3 separate regions of the Homo sapiens genome follow, and regions 2 and 3 are each linked to region 1. The links are chromatin contacts, found by Hi-C or POLR2A ChIA-PET in ENCODE. All regions are on one chromosome and are shown on one strand. Each heading gives the region's core, a stretch centred on a gene start or an enhancer-like site at or near the end of the contact. The rest is flanking DNA. Distances are from core to core; before and after follow the strand shown. Region 1 has its middle 49 kb from the start of CARD11-AS1. Region 2 holds the start of CARD11 (caspase recruitment domain family member 11). Region 3 overlaps GNA12 (G protein subunit alpha 12).

Region 1 (2,694 bases), core at 94-2,593:
CCGGCTGATTTTTTTTTTTTTTGTATTTTTAGTAGAGATGGGGTTTCACCACGTTGGCCAAGCTAGTCTCAAACTCCTGACCTCAGGTGGTCCGCCTGTCTTGGCCTCCCAAAGTGCTGGGATTACAGATGTGAGTCACCGTACCCGGCGGTTTGTTTGGATTTGGACACTGAATTTGGGGAAATCCAAGCAGAGATGCCAAGAGGACCTGGCTCTACTAGGCTGGCCATTTAACAGCTGGGCTGGAGGTGCCTATGTGGGGGTCCCCTTGCATGTGGGGGGGTCCCCTTGCACGGGCTCACTGGGTCCTCACAGTGACTTCCTGTGGCTCGTCACCCAGCCTTTCTAGTGTGACGTTACCTCCCTGGGCTTACAGAAAGCTGTCAGAGAGCTCAGATGTGGCCATTTCCAACCCTGGGGCTCCACGTCATCCCACAATATGGGCATCTCCCAGCCAACAGACACCCTAGGACTCCTCACTGTGAAATCACATGGGATGGCACATCTGGGGGCCCGGCTACTCCATCACCAAGACCCCAGGCCAGGCGTGGTGGCTCATACCTGTCATCTCAGCACTTTGGTAGGCTGAGGTGGAGGATTGCTTGAGCCCAGGAGTTTGAGACCAGCTTGGGCAACATAATGAGACCCTATTTCTTAAAAAAAAAAAAAAGAAAGAAAATTAGCTAGGTGTGGTGGTGCGTGTGTGTGGTCCCAGCTACTCTGGAGGCTGAGGCAGGAGATTGAGCTCAGGAGGTCGAGGCTGCAGTGAGCTGTGATCATACCACTGCACTCCAGCCTGCGTAACAGAGCAAGAACTTCTCTCAAAAAGAAAAAGAAAAAGGAAAAAGAAAAAAACAAGACACCTAATGTCCACCTGGGCCTTGGCTGGTAACAGCCAAGCAGCTAGTGGTCTAAAAGCCTGTGTGTGTGTGTTTCTTTCTGTTTCTCTTTTTCTCTCTGTTCTGTTTCCCCTCTTCCTGTTTCTGTCTCTCCCTCCCTCCTTCCCTGCCTCCTTCTCCTTCTCTCTCCCTTCCTTGGTCCTTCCTCTCTGTGTCTCCTTCTTCATCCCTTCCTCCGTCCCTCCTCCTCTTCCTCTTCTGTCTCTCTGTCTCCCTGTCTCGCACACACACAGAAGCAAATGCAATTTCACAGCCTCATACCTGCGTTCGTATCCCACCCATCATACAAGCTAGGAGGGGCACACAGCGTCGGTCAAAACAACATCAGAACTGAATGTGACATGTAATAAGGAAGAAAGACAATCCTGTATCAGAGACTCATTTCCAGTCACCCCAAGCCGCGTGGAAACTTTCAATACAATTTTTAGCCAAGCACCTGGGGTTTCAAAGCAGACTGTGCTGAGAGGAGAGGGTGTGAGCCTTTGGCCCCCTGTTCACAAACAGCTAATTTTAGTAGCCAAACAAACCAGAAAGCCCCCAATCCTTTCTCCTCTCTCTCCTCCACGCCCCCGCCTCACCCACCTGCTTCCCGGCGCAGCTGCAGCTCCTGCCCACAGCGTGAGCCCCAGCTTCCTGCCAAGGGCCCCGGCTGTCTTGCCTTGGGGCTGCCAGGGAAGGACGATACCGAGGAGTTCAGGGACCCAGGTTGGGGTGCTCCTGTGCAGAGGACCTTGTTGGCACCAGGGGCCTTGTTGACCCCAGGGGCAGTGCAGGAAGTGGGCCATGCTGGGGACCCTCAGTCAGGACCAACCTCTCCATATCTGGGTCTGCAGGGAGGAGGGGCCAGGGCTCTGAGCTGAGCCCCCACATATGTACCAGTATTGGTGGCCCACCCTTCTCATTCTTTTTTTTTTTTTAAATTTTAATTTTAGTTTTTTTTTTAATTAAAAACTTTTTTTTTTTTTTTTTTTTGAGAGAGAGTCTCACTTCATCACCCAGGCTGGAGTACAGTGGCGAGATCTGGACTCACCGCAACCTCTGCCTCCCGGGTTCAAGCAAGTCTCCTGCCTTAGCTTCCTGAGTAGCTGGGACTACAGGCACACACCACCACGCCCAGCTAATTTTTTGTATTTTTAGTAGAGATGGGGTTTCACTATGTTGGCCAGGCTGGTCTCAAACTCCCAACCTCAGGTATCTTCCCGCCTCCACCTCCCAGAGTGCTGGGATTACAGGCGTGAGCCACTGCGTCCGGCCCCCACCCCTCTCATTTTTCAGCACTGCCTCCTGAGCACCTGGGAACTCCAGTCTTCCTGAATTTTGTCTGACCTTGACCTCTGTCCTTGGACCTGATGCACACCTCAGTGAAGCTTGTACCAAGTAAGCCCTGAGGCGGCCGTGAGAAGCCCTCGAAAGTTCCCCTGTTCATTATTATAGTTACTTTTAGAGACAGGGTCTCACTCTGTGGCTCAGGCTGGATTGTACCATCACGGATTACTGTAGCCTTCAACTCCCGTGCTCAAGTGATCCTCCCACCTCAGCCTCCTGAGTAGCAAGGACTACAGTGTGTGTCACCACGCTGGCCAATTAAACTTTTTTTTGCAAAGACAAGGTCTCACTATGTTTCCCCGGCTGATCTTGAACACCTGGCTTCAAGTGATCCTCCCACCTCGGCCTCCCAAAGTGCTGGGATGAGAGGTGTGAGCCACTGTGCCCAGCTGGAGGTTTCTGTCTTCAGATCTCAGCTCTGTTCCCAGATGTGAGACCCCCCTGAGCCTCAGTTTCCCCATCTGTAAAG
Region 2 (2,694 bases), core at 141-2,640, 150 kb after region 1:
GCCCTGGCCTGAGGCAGGGGTGTCATCTCTTTACAGATGCCTTGCTGGGGAGAGAACCGGAGTTTCCGCGAAAGCGCAGAAGTGGACACTTACGGAGAAATTCCTGTCCTCATATCAATTCCCGGCTCCCGGGATTTCCGGCACGCATTATGCACAGGCTGAGCGCTCAATAAATGTGGAATGAACGATCGACTATTTTTCTCCCCTTTCTGGTAGGTTGGTAACCTTATACCTTCAAGACGAGTCATAAATATTAGGAGAAAATGTTTTGAACTACAAATCAAAGGCTTTGAGAGCAGGCCAGGCAGAGAGAGGTCAGTTTGGTCCAAGACCAAGTTTGTGTGGGCAGCCCCGAAGCTCACAGCTGAGACCACTGTCCATGAACCTGGGTCCCCGTGACAGCCTCCAGCGGTGCTCAGAGCCCCCGAGGGACAGAAACACCCTCTCTGCCCCTATCTGCAGAGGGGGCTCAGCAGAAGGCCTGGTGGCCCCATCGGGCCTGGAGGGGCCTCCTGGGGGAGGTGGCTTTCAGGCCTGAGGCCGCTAGGACCTGCTCCGGGTTTCAGTCGGGAACCTGGGCCCTCTCCTGTGCCCCCGCCACCCCCTTTCTAGTACAGTCCCCGCGGGGGGCTGTCCTCTCCCATCTCCCAGCTCCACACCCACTTTTGGTGCGGCTGCCCTTCCTCCCTGAGCCAGGCCCCACCTTCCCAGGAGCCTCTGAGTCAGGCTGGGCTGTGGTCTGCAAACTTCCGGGCCTTTCAGGTGTCAGAAAAGTTTCTCTTCCTCCCTCTGGGGCAGGTGCACCAAGGGGCTGCAGCCTCCTGACCCCCGATTTTTTCCTGTCCAGTAGGAGGAGGTGGGGGCTTTGCTGGGCGGTGATACTCAGAGACGCTCAAAGAGACACGGAGGAGAGGCACACGAGGTGGAAAGTGAGGGAGAAAAAGGGTTGGAAGGGAAAAAGGGGAGAGGAGAGTGAGAGAGAGAAGGGGGGCAGGGGGACAGAGATGGAGAGGGAAGGATACCCCCAGCATCGCGGGACCAGCGGGAGCCACTCCCATCCCCCGACGCCCCCCCCGCCACCGTGTCATCTCACTGATGCCCCCCATCTCCTCCCCGTGCCCTCTTCTCTTCCCCCAACTCCCCGCCTCGTGCTCCCCCTCCGCCAGCTCCCCCATCCCCGCTGCGCCTACCTGGGGCGCTCATGCTCCGCCAGCCAGCTGCGCGGGGCGCCTCCTCCACGCAGGCCTCCGGCTTCCTCCAGGCGACCAGGCCCTCCGTCCCCCCGGGCCCGGAGCCGTCCTCCGAGGGGCGCCGCCCGCCCAGGGGCTGCAGGGCCGGGAGGGGGCTGCGGGCGGCGCGGGCAGGAGTCCGAAGGCCAGAGGAGGCAGGAGAGAAAAAAGGAGAGAAAGTATGTCATAGGCTGGGAGGGGCGGGGGAGGGAAATGCAAAACCCGACAGGAAATGAGACTAAAAAATGCGAAAGGTTAGAAAAAGATAAGGAAGAGAGGGAGGGGGCGGAGTCGGTGCTTCGGGAGGAGGGCGGCAAGGAGGTGGGGGTGGGAGTGGGGACAGGGCCGGGGGTGGGGGTGCTTGGGGACAGATCAGGGAGCCGGAGATGGGGAGACCAAGGCGAGTCTCAGGGCCCAGCCCACCTGCATCAGTCGGGGTGAGGCTGGACCAGTCTGGGCATCAGTCCCCACCCAGCCGTGACCCCCGGCAGAGTCCAGGTGGGGCCTTGGGAGGGGCTCTCTCCCTTCTAGGTTCTCCAGGGCACTGGCTCCCGAGATCTAGCTGAATTTCTGAAGAAATTCCAGAGCCTGTCACTGCAATGGGAGGGGAACGGGGTGCCCCACATCAAATCCTGCAGCCTCCTACACCCCAAGCCTCTTTCCTCCCTCAGCCCCTGTTCTGGAAGCTTCCTGGGCATGCCGGGTGGTCAGCACCCCTTCAAAGGCCTTCCTCACCCCGACAGCTTTGGGGTCCAAGACACCCACCATCAGCTTGTGCCCTCGATGTTCCGGTGAAGTATACTTGTAAGAGAAACTGTGATTTGGATGTCATCATTTTACTTTATTTTTATTTTTTGAGATGGAGTCTCGCTCTGTCACCCAGGCTGGAGTGCAGTGGCACAATCTCAGCTCACTGCAAGCTCCACCTCCTGGGTTCAAGCGATTCTCCCACCTCAGCCTCCCGAGTAGCTGGGACCACAGGCGTGCACCACCAAACTTGGCTAATTTTTGTATTTTTAGTAGAAATGGGGTTTCAACATGATGGCCAGGCTGGCCTCGAACTCCTGACCTCAAGTGATATGCCCACCTCAGCCTCCCAAAGTGCTGGGATTACAGGCATGAGCCTCTGCGCCCAGCTGGATGTCATCATTTTAATAATTTACCCCAAATGGCCATCGTCATGGGTGGGATGGTCCCAAGGGTTTACATGGATTGCAGACTCAAAAATCTGGATGAAAGAAAATGTGATACACACACACACGCCATGCAATACTACTCAGCCATAAAAAAGAACGAAATAAAGTATTTTGCAGCAACTTGGATGGAACTGGAGGCCATTATCCTAAGTGAAGTAACTCAGGAGTGGAAAACCAAATACTACATGTTCTTATTTAAAAGCGAGAGCTAAGCTATGGGTAGGCAAAGGCAGGCAGAGTGGGATCATGGACGTTGGAGACTCAGAAGG
Region 3 (2,694 bases), core at 142-2,641, 140 kb before region 1:
TCAGGAGGCTGAAGTGGAAGGTTCTCTTGAGCTGGGGAGTTCGAGGCTGCAGTGAACCGTGATTGTGCCAGTGGCACTCCAGTCTGGGCAACAGAGCGATACTCTGTCCCAAGGCGGGGGAAAAAAGGAGGTGACCTTGGCAGGCCCGATCTAATCAGGTGGGCCTTTTTTTTTTTTTTTTTTTTTTTTGAGACGGAGTCTTGCTCTGTCACCCAGGCTGGAGTGTAGTGGCACGATCTTGGCTCACTGCAAGCTCTGCCTCCCGGGTTCACGCCATTCTCCTGCCTCAGCCTCCCAAGTAGCTGGGACCGCAGCGCCCGCCACCATGCCCGGCTAATTTTTTGTAGTTTTAGTAGAGACAGGGTTTCGCCATGTCAGGTGGGCCTTTTAAAAGAGGTGCTCTCCTGCTGACCTAGAAGAAAGCACACAGCCGTGTTATGAGGAGGAGCCACGTGGCAAGGAAGTGAGGGCACCCCTAGGAGCTGCCAGCTAGTAAGAAAATGGGACATCAGTCAGAGGACTGCAAGGAAATGAACTCTGCCAGTACCAGTGAGCTTGAAAAAGGATGACAAGCCTTAGATGGGAACGCGGCCAGGTGCACCAGCCTGCGAGGTTCCGAGCAGAGCACGTGGCGAACTCTGGATGCCCAGGCTGCTGACCCAAGCACATTGGGAGATCATTACATCTGTGCCGTTTTAAGTTGCTAATTGGTGGTAATCTTTTCATCCAGCAACAAAAAACCTTTAGTACTTCTTAGGGCAAAATAACCATGAAGCATAAAGGAAAATGTCATCTTCCCTGCACATTCTCAGCCCCAGGGACCTCTTGCACTTAGTACGTACTGAACGCTTGCTGAGTCAATGAAGACATGTGTTTTTTCAAACCTGACTTTTTAAATGGCAGCTTAAATATTTTTTCCTTTAATAGCTTAGTGGTTCTCTGACTCCTGTTCGCTGTCCCCACATCAGAATAGCAATAATAAGGAATGATTCTTCCCTCCCCCTGCAAATGTAGCTGCCTGGTTAACACAGAACACAAGCTCTACAGACCTAATAAATGTCTGGAAAACCTCTTGCTTGGGGATGAGTCACTCCCTAACTCAAAACCAACAGGATGAGTCAGCAGCTGTTGCTTCAGGCTCTTTATGGAAAGCCCCTCTATTTTTACTATCCTATTCTTAAACAAAGACAAAAACCCAAAAACTCAACATCTCCCCAACTATCGATGCTTACAGTATTAGAAATGAAAACTCAGAGCTTTTAAGAAAACAAGGCTTTAGGGCCGGGTGCAGTGGCTCACACTGTAATCCTAGCACTTTAAGAAAACAAGGCTCTGCAAACACTTATCTCATTCGCCATCCAAGTGATGACATCCTCATACGTCGTGTGGCCTCTGAAAAGCTCCAATGCAGGCTTGCACATGAAAGAGGGTGTAAAGGGCAGACAGTGTCTCAGCAGTTTCATGTGTTCTGTGCTGTCAGGGTTCTAAGACGAGCCTCAATGACACACGCCCTGTGCAATTTCTTCCCCTGCAGCGTGGGAGGAAGCTGGAGTGTGATGGAACGTATCTCCTGTGATTGGGCGACTTTCAGCTAAGCCAAAGGGAGGTGATCTTGGTGGGCCTGATCTAATCAGGGGAGCCTTTCAAGGAACCTGGGGGAACCCCTGAAAGGGTCTCGGGGGCCCCCACAGCACACTTGGAGGAACCCCTGTGCTAGAGAGGTTGGTGCCTGTGTAGCAGCGTGCCCCTAACAGCAGAGTCACAGCCCTAGGCTGGAAGCCACCAGTGCCCACCTCTGGTTCAGTGGATAATCAAGTGCAGTTTACTCATCTAATAGAACACCACAGAAGAATGGATATGAGAGGGTTATCACCGCATGTATCAACATGATGGGTCTCTGCTGGGCGCGGTGGCTCATGCCTATAATCCCAGCGCTCTGGGAGGCCGAGGTGGATCACCTGAGGTCAGGAGTTCGAGACCAGCCTCCTGATATGGTGAAACACCGTCTCTACTAAAAATACAAAAACTAGCGGGGCGTGGTGGTGGGCGCCTGTAATCCCAGCTACTGGGGAGGCTGAGGCAGGAGAATCACTTGAACCCAGGGGGCGGAGGTTGCAATGAGCCGAGATTACACCATTGCACTCAGCCCTGGGCCACAGAGCAAAACACTGTCTCAAAATAAATAAATAAATAAATAAATAAATAAATAAATAAATAAATAAATAAAATAAAAATAAAAACCCCATGATGGATCTCAAAATATAACGCTGAAGAAATAAGTCATAAAATGGTTATACTGTCCTTATTTACATGAAGTTAAAACACAGGCAAAAGGAAACAAAGCGCTAGCTGTAAGAACTCACACCTACCTTGCACTTCCTATGTGCCTGCACTGTTCTAAGGGCCTCCCCCATATCACCTTCATTCTCACAATACTCACGGTGTGTTATTACTGTTCTGTCCATGTGACAGATGGGAAGACTGAGACAAAGTGGTTAAATAACATGCCCAAGTGGTAAGTTACTACTGTTTAGGAATAGGTGGTAAAAAGACAAGTAAAAGGAAAGGAATAATTAGCCAAATACTAGAATAGTGGTGACGCTGGGGTGGCGGTAGTGGCTCACATGGGGTTTATGAATTACTGTTGATGTTTTTCATCTGAGTGGCAGGTTCAGAGGTGTTTGTTCATGCTGT

What was found. Hi-C counts contacts between places; a loop is a spot of excess contacts on that map. ChIA-PET counts read pairs that join two places held with the same protein, here RNA polymerase II (POLR2A). Pooled maps may share reads with other maps.
Region 2: a loop to region 1 is called in a map of OCI-LY7, with 5 times the contacts of the local background. The contact joins the promoter of CARD11 here to the enhancer-like site in region 1. A Hi-C loop is called at or near these places in 4 of 168 maps with a recorded cell type or tissue (GM12878, OCI-LY7, PC-9 and 1 more), 37 of 37 single-sample maps with no recorded cell type and 15 of 50 pooled maps. POLR2A ChIA-PET finds 5 or more read pairs at or near these places in 7 of 52 experiments (OCI-LY7, Panc1, WTC11 and 3 more).
Region 3: a loop to region 1 is called in a pooled map, with 4 times the contacts of the local background. The contact joins two enhancer-like sites. A Hi-C loop is called at or near these places in 4 of 50 pooled maps. POLR2A ChIA-PET finds 5 or more read pairs at or near these places in 3 of 52 experiments (AG04450, PC-9 and activated T-cell).

Annotation. Positions count from the first base shown.
Region 1 is chr7:2,893,333-2,896,026 of GRCh38, forward strand. No RefSeq gene overlaps it. Among named protein-coding and RNA genes, the nearest start is that of CARD11-AS1, 49 kb to the right of the region's middle. Within about 2 kb of position 1,344, at least 5 of the 41 ENCODE cell types and tissues checked have a DNase peak (open chromatin) inside an H3K27ac peak, as active enhancers do; they include GM12878 and OCI-LY7, where a contact is called at or near this core.
Region 2 is chr7:3,042,477-3,045,170 of GRCh38, forward strand. It overlaps CARD11 (caspase recruitment domain family member 11), which reads right to left and starts at 1,391. Exons shown (of 25, transcript NM_032415.7): 1 at 1,191-1,391. RefSeq lists a silencer at 1,104-1,453 and an enhancer at 1,319-1,613.
Region 3 is chr7:2,756,965-2,759,658 of GRCh38, forward strand. The region is part of intron 2 of GNA12 (G protein subunit alpha 12); the gene reads right to left. It also overlaps a transcript of AMZ1 not described here. Among named protein-coding and RNA genes, the nearest start is that of AMZ1, 70 kb to the left of the region's middle. RefSeq lists an enhancer at 1,024-1,313. Within about 2 kb of position 1,392, at least 37 of the 41 ENCODE cell types and tissues checked have a DNase peak (open chromatin) inside an H3K27ac peak, as active enhancers do.